Linked DNA regions of Homo sapiens: region 1 is linked to region 2. Evidence: read pairs that join two places in POLR2A ChIA-PET (ENCODE). Cell type or tissue: MCF 10A. All regions are shown on one strand. Each heading gives the region's core, and the rest is flanking DNA. Links, peaks and the distances in the headings are about the cores only.

Region 1 (4,388 bases), core at 277-4,276, 53 kb before region 2:
GGGGACAGGAGGGGAAGGAGGAGCTGGGGCTGGAGAGATGGGTAGGAGCATGAGTCCCTTGCCTGGGCCTCCCCATGGTGGGCGGTGATCCAAAAGCCCCAGTCAGAGCCCTCTGCCCTGTGACGGGGGCACCCTGCATGTCCCCTCACTCCCTGCCCTCCAGTCCCCGCCAGTCCTCATGTTTTCCATGAGGATGAGTACAGCCGCAGGGACTTTCCCTGCAAGTGGTCTGGGCCATATCTTCCGGGAGTCTGTTTGGACTGTGGTGTCTGTGGCTGAGGGGGTGGAGGTGAGGGCACCCAGGCCCATCACTTGACAGAACAATCTGTGGATTTGGGGGAAAGAGGAGGCGACTGTCATTCCTGAGAGAGGACGGGAACCAACAGGAAGGATTCCTGAGTGCCAGGGATGACCACACTGGATCCTCACAACAGCCCTCCTGCCGGGGACAATGCTCCTTATCCCACAAGCGGGGACCTGGGCTCTGACAGGAGGCCACACACTTACAGTCCCTCCCTTAGTGACCGGCAGAGCTGGGATTTGAACACCCCTGGTGAGACTCCCTCGTCCAGACCCCTTCGTTGTACAGCAGGTTTGCCTCACATGCCAGAGTCGGGGTGGCCTCAGGGCACAGCCAGGAGATGTCCCCAAATCCCGAAATGTGGTTTGAGTCCCAGTCCCTCATCTCTCCAGCCTCCAAGCCCTCACCTATGCAATGGTGCCTTGCCCGGCTCACAGGTTATGAAAAGGGGTGAGACGAGACAGTGTCCCCTAAATACATCTGACAGCACTTTTGAATGGAAAAGAGAAAAAGAAAATACTATAAGCATCCAGATTGACTGGAGGTTGGGGAGTTGGTGGGGGCGGGGACAGGCAATCCATAAAGCAAGAAAAATCAGGCTGGGTTCAGGCTTTTCTGCAGCAGCGAATGCATCAGAGCTGCCAGGGGGGCAGCTGTAGACCTAAGAGAGTTCCTTTAAGCACAAATTGGCTGATTATCTTTTTTACGTAAATAAACCCATAATTCATTCCAAACACTTGGCTTATTTAAATATTTTTATTGCCAAAGGAATATATGTTCTTCACAGAAAACTTGGATACCATGACAAACAGTAAAGAAAACCCAAAAGCAACCTATGATCCCATGCTCAAAGACAACCAGCGCCAGTAATAATTTGGTATTTTGCCTTCTCAACTTTTGAACTTTGTTGTATGTACAATTTGGTTACCCAGCTTTTTGTTCCCCTAACATGTTATCAGAAACATTCTCTCATTTTTGGTGAACTCTTAGAAGCATCCTTTTTTCATGTCTGCTTGACATTTGTTGAATGGATATAAGATCATGTATTTAACCAACTGCCTGGTCCTAAACATTTAGGTTGTTTCCTGTGACCCTTCTTCTGCATGATGAGGAACATCTCTGTGCATAAAGCTTTTCCTGTCCTTTTGATTATTTTCAAAAATGCCAAACAAAAAAAAAAGGGAGGGGGTTGAAGGTTCTGGGTTTTCTTCACTGAATTATCCAAATATTAAATGATCTAGAGACAGGTTTGGGAGCCACTAAACCCTCTCCTCCTGTCTGACCCTATTCAGAGAAGACATTGGAAGCTGCCATCTGCTTTCCTCTCACAGTCTGTAAGTGGCTCATTAAATACTTGCAAACTAGATTATTTTTATGTTGTCTTGGCTACAGGAGTTTCTGCAGGAATCAGAAACAGGAAGAAAAGGCAGGTCCTTGGAGACAGAGGAGCTGGCATCTCATCAGATGCAATTTCTTATTAATAGTCATCCCTAACATTGATTCGGCATCTACTAATAATCAATCCCTTCTTACAGATAAGGAAACTGAGTAGCAATAATCTATCCCATCTTACAGATAAGGAAACTGAGACTCAGAGAGGTTAAGGGCACTGCAGTAAGCGCAGACACAGAGCTATGACTCCCGTTCTCCCTGTGTCAGCCCCTGCGCAGTGCGAGTGGGAGGTGAGCCACTGTTGCGTGCCCTCTGCCAGACACAGGCCTGCAGGTCAGACTCACAGGAGCCAAGCAGAGCATCTGGGAGGATTTTGTTTCTGGCTCCAAAAATGAAATACCAAGGAAAGTAGGCAAGCTCATGCATGTCAGAATCCTCAATCTCAGCTCAGGAAGTAGGAATTTTCCACCTTTGTTAGCAGCAGAGATGACAAACCCCAGGGCCCCACATATAGCCTGTGCCTTAGTCACTGCCTCGGGCCAGGTTGCAAGACCCCTCCTACCAACTGAGCTACAAATCACAGTTCCTGGAGGGTGGGCCTTTATATAACAGGGAACAGAACTCTTCTGTACCTCCCACCTCCCCGCAAGAAGTAGGCCAGGCATGGTAGCTCATGCCTGTAAATGAAGCATTTTGGTAGACCAAGGTAGGAGGGTCACTTGAGGCCAGGAGTTCGAGACAAGCCTGGGCAAGATCCCATCTTTAAAAAAAAATTTAAAAATTAGTGAGCTGTGGTGGCAGGAGCTGTGGTCCCAGCTGCTTGGAAGGATGAGGTGGGAGGATCGCTTGAACCCGGTGGGTAGAGGCTATGGTGAGTTATAATTGTACCACTGCACTCCAGCCTGGGCAACAGAGCAAGATCCTGTTTCAACAAAAGAAAAAGAAGAGAGAAGAGGAAGAAAGAAGGAGGAGAAGAGGAAGAAGAAGGAGGAGGAGGAGGAAGGAGGAGGAAGGAGGAGGAAGAGGAAGGAGGAGGAGGAAGGAGGAGGAGGAGGAAGGAGGAGGAGGAGGAGGAAGGAGGAGGAGGAGGAGGAGGAGGAAGTAGGAGAAGAAGAAGGAGGAGGAGGAGGAGGAGATCCTACAGCACTGTTTGGAAGATTATGGGAAAATTAGGCCCACACATCTGATATACAATCGGCACATCCTACAAATGTAAAATGTGTGTCTTGAACCAGAAAGCCCAAGGAGTGAGGGGCTGTGGCATTGAGTGGGGTAGCTATACATAGCCCTAGGGCTTAAATCTATAGAATTTAAGTAATCCTGGTCCAAATTCACCAGAAACATTGCCTAGACTTTACTTGAATACCTTTAGTGACAGGGAACTAACTACTACCAAAGGCAACTAACTCAGCTCAGCAAACATTCAGTGATAGCTGCGCTTCCCCAGGACCAGAGATTCAGATAAGCAAACACCCTGTTCTGTGCTCAAGGGACTGATGGTGTGTGACAATCGAGATAGTGTGAAGAAAAAGGACAGCATATGTGTGTCTCTGTGCATGCATGTGCAAACACTGACACTGCAGTATGTATTCAGAGGAAGTCACTACAATGGTGAGGCCCACCTGGCACCAGAATGAACAGATTTAAGAAAGCTAGTCACCGCAGACGGTCACAGCTGGAAGGATTTTACAAAATAATCTATCTTATCATCCTCCTTTGCCCTAGAGATGGGGAAACTGAGGCCCAAAGAGTGAAAGCCACCTGCTCAAAGGCATATTGTTGAGTCTAATAATAAAAATAACCATAGCAATAGCAACACTGAGGGCAGCTGTCCCAGATGGACGCTGGCTCCATGCCAGCCCCTGGGCTAGGCGTCTGGTGGCACTACCTCATTTCACTGCCATAACAACTGGGTCCCCCATCTTGCAGATGAGGAAGCCCAGGTTCAGAGAGGTGAAGTGGGGGGCTGGGGGTCTATCCCAGACCTTGTTGTCACCTCCTCACTCTCCCAGTAGCGCCAGCCAGAGCACCTGTCTTGGGAGCCCCGAGGCAGGGACAGGCTATGCATCCAGGAAGCCCCCAGGCTCTAAGGAGGCGGCCCTATAACTGCTGGATGACCAAAAATCAGGCAGCGATCCCTAAGTCCCTTCTGAGCCCCAGGCTCCAGACTCCTCCAACCAGGTCTGCCTTACGCTTTTGACCACAATCAACCCGGCTCTTTCTCGGTTCTTTTCATCTCTCTGGTGGTTTTGTATGCAGAGTCACCCAGGTCCCCACTTACGAGCCTGTGAGATGGGATAAATCACTTCCCTTTGCTGAGCCTCAGTTCCTTCACCTGTAAATGGGCATAACAAGTTCCTCCAGGACAATCGTGAGGCTCAGGGAAAGGACTGTCGTGCAAACCCACCATGGCATGAGCTGTCGAGTGCAGTGCCCGCTGCCACTAAGGAATGAGTGCCACTCTGGGATTGTGGAAAGTGCAGACGGGCAGGGTTGAGATGCTCGTGCATGACTTTGGACAGGTCACCTCCCTCTCAGAGGTTTAGTTTCCTTACTTGTTAAGCTTGGACTAAAAATATCTAAATGGTGAGATTTTTCCAACTTCTTTGGCTCTAGCATGTCTGTGGTCCTTGATGGTTTACAAAGCGCTTTTGCACTTGAGACCCCTAAGTGCTAATTCTACCACATCCCCATC
Region 2 (4,388 bases), core at 206-4,205:
GTGAGACCCTGTCTCATTAAAAGAGAGAGAGGAAGGCATAGCCACAGAGCAGGAATGTTTGAGTAGAACATTCCAGAGGCAGAGCCATCTCAGGAGATGACAAGGACCAAGTGTATCCCTGGCACCAGGTGGCTGAAGTAGAGGGAAGAAGAAGGAGGTTGGAGACAACATAGAGAATGGAGAGGTCAGGTGGTGGGTGGGCCCTACCTGGGCCCTCACAGGCAGGCGGGACATTGTCAGGCCCTGGGGAGGAGAGAGTCCGTGGGCCAGGAGGCCATTCCAAGGTCAGTTTCCATGGAGTGGGGGAGAGGGTGTAGTGACTGGACTCCAAGACACTTGGGGGAATGGGGAGAATGGCAGTCCCCACAGCTGCACGGGAAGGGCTGGTCCTCACAGAATAGCAGCAAAGACTCATTCATTCCAGGAATGGAAAGAATGCCATGTTCTTGGAGCCTGGAGACAGGGTTTGAGAGGCTGGCAGCGGCTGGGCCACCAGGACCTCATCAGTGATAACCCTGTGATCAGTGTTCCAGCCCCTGCAGGTTTCCTGGAGAGCAGAGTGTCGTCAGAAGGCCTGGAGCTGAGCCAACAGGCAAGATCCAGCCTGCACATGTGTTTAATTTGAACCACATGGTATTTTTTAAAACTCCAAGCCCCCAGGCTCTTGAGTTGGTTACCAGTACTGAAACTCCCCATTGGGAGCCAGCTTTCCAGTTTCTTTTGAAAGTTTGGAACATCCAGCAACACTGATTCAATTTCATTCATTCAGCAGATATTTATTAAGCATCTACTTTGTCAGACACTGTTTTGGGCACTGAAAATATGGCAGTGAACAAAAGAGAGGAACATCCCTGGGCCCTTGGAGTTGACCTTCCAGGGTCCCCCCGGGGCTCCAATTCTTTGGTGCTGTGTAGCAGAGGCCCCGTGAACAGGGCGCCCTCCCATCAGGTTCACACGCATGGAAGCTATGGGAGGTTAAGTTTGCAACCCCTCATCCAGACCATCCCTTCACATACAGTCTAGGAAACAGAGAGCAGTAAGACCTGCCCAAGCACACCCAGTGCGACTCAGCAGCCACACACAGGAGTAGGCTCAGTCATCTCATTTAATCGCCTGACTCCCTTGTGAGGTCTGTTTCAGGATGTCCACTTTCTAGGTGAGGAAGAGGAGGCTAAGGAAGGCAGTGCCTGCTCAGACTGCAGAGGCTGGATTCACCCAACTCATCTGACTCCAACACCAATGTGATTTCCAAGCCCCCAGGCAGGAATTCATTGGGCAAAGGCTCTGTGGCAAAGTGGCAAAAGTAGGCAGGAACAGGCAGGAATAGAGAGTGGGAAAGGGAAAATAATACCTGATTCCTCTTCTATTCCGAGTGAGCTGACCCACATATGCCCTCCTTTCTTCTTTTTCAGCCGGCCTTAAGCAGGTGGCTTATCAAAATCCTTTCGAGGTCTTGCAAAAACCAATCCCACACTCGAGAAGAACGTGCTGGCCGGTGAAATCGGACAACATTGCTCACGGGATGTAATTCAATGGTAGACTGCAGCCACAGCCTGAGAACTCAGACACCTGATTTATGAGACGCACATAAGTAACGTTTACCGAAGCCCAGCAAATGGCCCCACAGTGGGAGAGAAACTGGCAAACCCGTACAGTAGAATTCTGTTGCCCTTCTGTGGGGAAGGCCAGTTATTCATTTACAGAGGGAGAAATTTCTGCCTTGACTAAAAGGATCGATGCTGTGGGAAAAGGTAATATATCTGAGTTCCCATGGATCTGGTTGATAGGTTCACCTGGCGTGTTCCATATGGGGCCAGGCCCAGGCCACACCTGTGGTGCTAACACCTGGGGTGGAGGGAGGAATTAGCAAATAGTCTTCCAGCATCCCCAGCTCCAGCACCCATGTGGGCTTCCACTCTCTCCCTGAGAAGGGCCAAGTAGAAAGAGAGAACAAGGTTTCACTCCAATCCGTTCCCAGCTCTGGGTCTGTCCTGGGCTCCAGAACCGCGTGATCAGGGGCCATATGTGGCCTTCACTGCTCTCTGCAGTGGGAAGGTAAGAAAACTGCCCCCACCCTGCCCCATCATCACCCCAATCCATCATGGGGAGTGGGTGGCACTAAGGCCCTCCAAATCCCAGCCTCGGGGAAACTCCCTGATGTTGCAATGGCCACAGGCAGGCTCTTGCTCTCCGGAGATGAGTCACAAATTTGATGAGGAGCAGGTCGGAAGCAGCCCTGGAAAGTGTTCCTCCCCACCCCTGCTCCCACCACAGCTCCGAGGAGCCTGGGCATCCAACCAGGGCTGATCCAAGCCTTGGCTCCGGCTGAGCTCCGCTCTGGCCTCTGTGCACCTTCAGCTCCTTCCTGCCCTTCTCTTTCCCTGTGCCCAGCCCCTTTCTCCAGACCCCCTTGATTCCTTCTCAGCATCCTCTTGCCTCCCCGGACCACCCCCAGCTCAGGCCCCTGCCCAAGAAGGGCCTCACCGCGGGGCTGCAGAGTGCACAGTGCAGCCGGTCAGAGGTCCAGGTCTCTGAGTCACACATGCCACTGTTCCAGTCCTCACTCCACCACCGCATGGGCCTGGCCGACCACCGAAACTCGGCATCCCATCTGTAAAATGGGAATGAGGAGAGCAGTGCCTCACTGTGTCGTTGTGAAAATTAAGTGACCCAAAAGGACGGCCTTATTCCCTTTTTGGAAAGAGGTAATGGGCAAAGAAAGGGAAGGAAAGGCGAGAAAGGACAAGAGGAAGGTCAGAGATGTATGTGAGACACCAGGACAGCGCCACCCCAGCAAGCACCAACAACCATTTTCTCCTATGAGCAGAAGAGGCTTTAACTATGACTGAAATGAATGCATGTCAAAGCACAGTCTGAATAAAATCCCAAAAATGGTGTCCGTGTCACTCTCCTGGTTGTGATATGGCACGATCCTTGTGTAAGATGTTACTATTGGGGGAAACTGAGTAAAGAATAATGGGGCCGGGCACAGTGCTCATGCCTATAATCCCAGCACTTTGGGAGGCCGAGACAGGCAGATCACATGAGCCCAGGAGTTCAAAGACCAGCCCAGGCAACATGGTGAAACCCTGTCTCTAGTAAAAATACAAAAATTAGCCAGGCATGGGGGTGCACACCTGTAGTATCAGGTACTTGGGAGAATGTGGTGGGAAAATCAGTAGAGCCCAGGGTTCAAGGCTGCAGTGAGCCATGATTGTGCCATTGCACTCCAGCCTGGGCAATAAAGTGAGACCCTGTCTCAGAAAAAAAAAAAAAAAAAGAATGAGTACAAGGCATCTTTCTTATCACTGTATGCAAATCTACTAAAAACCTTAAAAAGAATGCATCATTAAGTTCAACCACTCTGCCTTACAGATGAAGAAACCAAGGTCCAGAGACAAGCAGACTTGTCCAAGGTCACCGAGTAAGCAGGGCTCCTGCTGAAGGGCTCTGTTCAGACCCAAGATGCCCGCTGGGCCCTGGTGACAGGTCTCAGTCTCAGGCTGAGGTCAGAGAAGAGGCCTGAGTGCCAGGGTTCTCATTTGAGTGGCCATGATGATTGCAGAGACTCCCTATGGCCAGGATTGTGTTTAAGGCAGTAAACAGGAAGCCAAGCCTACTTTTCAGGAGCTTCAGGGGACAGAAAACTATCAGGAAGGATTGGTTGGGACCCAGCAAGTACGAGAGGAAGACATTTCAGGGCTTCAGTCAACAAGGGGCTCAGTGTACTGTAGCTGCCAAAATAGCTGCCAGCTCTCAGCTGCATTCAAAGGAGTATAGCCTCTAAAATGAGGAAGGTCATATTCCCTTAATTTAGCACTGGACAGGGTCCATTAGGAGTATTGTGTCCAGCTCTTGGCTGATTCCAAAGACAGGGATCAGACTGGTGAGAGGATGCAACAGCACACCCTCCAGACACATGGCGGCAGAGGGCTTACCACAGAAGATAAGACTTATGTGGAGAGAGGAACAAATGCACTTAGTGTTACCCCAAAGGGACCAAAGAGAAAAAAATCCTGAGAAACACTTTCTGTCTTAATTTAAGGATGGGCTCTTTGACAGGCAGAGCTGTCCCATGATAGAACTGATGGCCCTCAATGACGTGGGTTCCTGGTCTCTGGAGGAGCCCAGCGAAGCTGCAGGATCTCTTGGCAGGAGGCTGCAACAAGAATCCAGGAAGCATCTACTGCACACTCACCCTTGAGGAGCTCACTGCATGTAAGGGAGGCAGAAAAGAAAAGAGATCATTCCTCAGTGTGAGATGTCTCGTCATGGGGTGACGAAGTCTGCTGCAAGGAGTTCCAGAAGGAAAGGGGGTTCCTTGAGCTGGATCTTAAAGTTAAGTAGGACAATGAGAGTGTTGGCCACCTGCAACTTTTCCCTCACGC

The links. ChIA-PET counts read pairs that join two places held together with the same protein. Peaks named below come from ENCODE experiments on the same cell type or tissue, not always from the same donor. Only the 100,000 strongest peaks of a DNase experiment are listed, where the experiment ranks them.
Region 1: POLR2A ChIA-PET joins it to region 2 with 10 read pairs; 7 of 35 experiments call an interaction of 5 or more read pairs at or near these places.

What each region holds. Positions count from the first base shown.
Region 1 is chr14:96,214,001-96,218,388 of GRCh38, forward strand. The region is part of intron 1 of BDKRB2 (bradykinin receptor B2); the gene reads left to right. Among named protein-coding and RNA genes, the nearest start is that of BDKRB2, 11 kb to the left of the region's middle. In MCF 10A, for the core only: no CTCF peak of the experiment used is centred there; a DNase peak (open chromatin) is centred at 2,041.
Region 2 is chr14:96,267,018-96,271,405 of GRCh38, forward strand. It overlaps BDKRB1-AS1 (BDKRB1 antisense RNA 1), which reads right to left and starts at 1,563. Exons shown (of 2, transcript XR_007064322.1): 1 at 1,352-1,563. RefSeq lists an enhancer at 1,638-2,837. In MCF 10A, for the core only: no CTCF peak of the experiment used is centred there; DNase peaks (open chromatin) are centred at 594 and 2,184.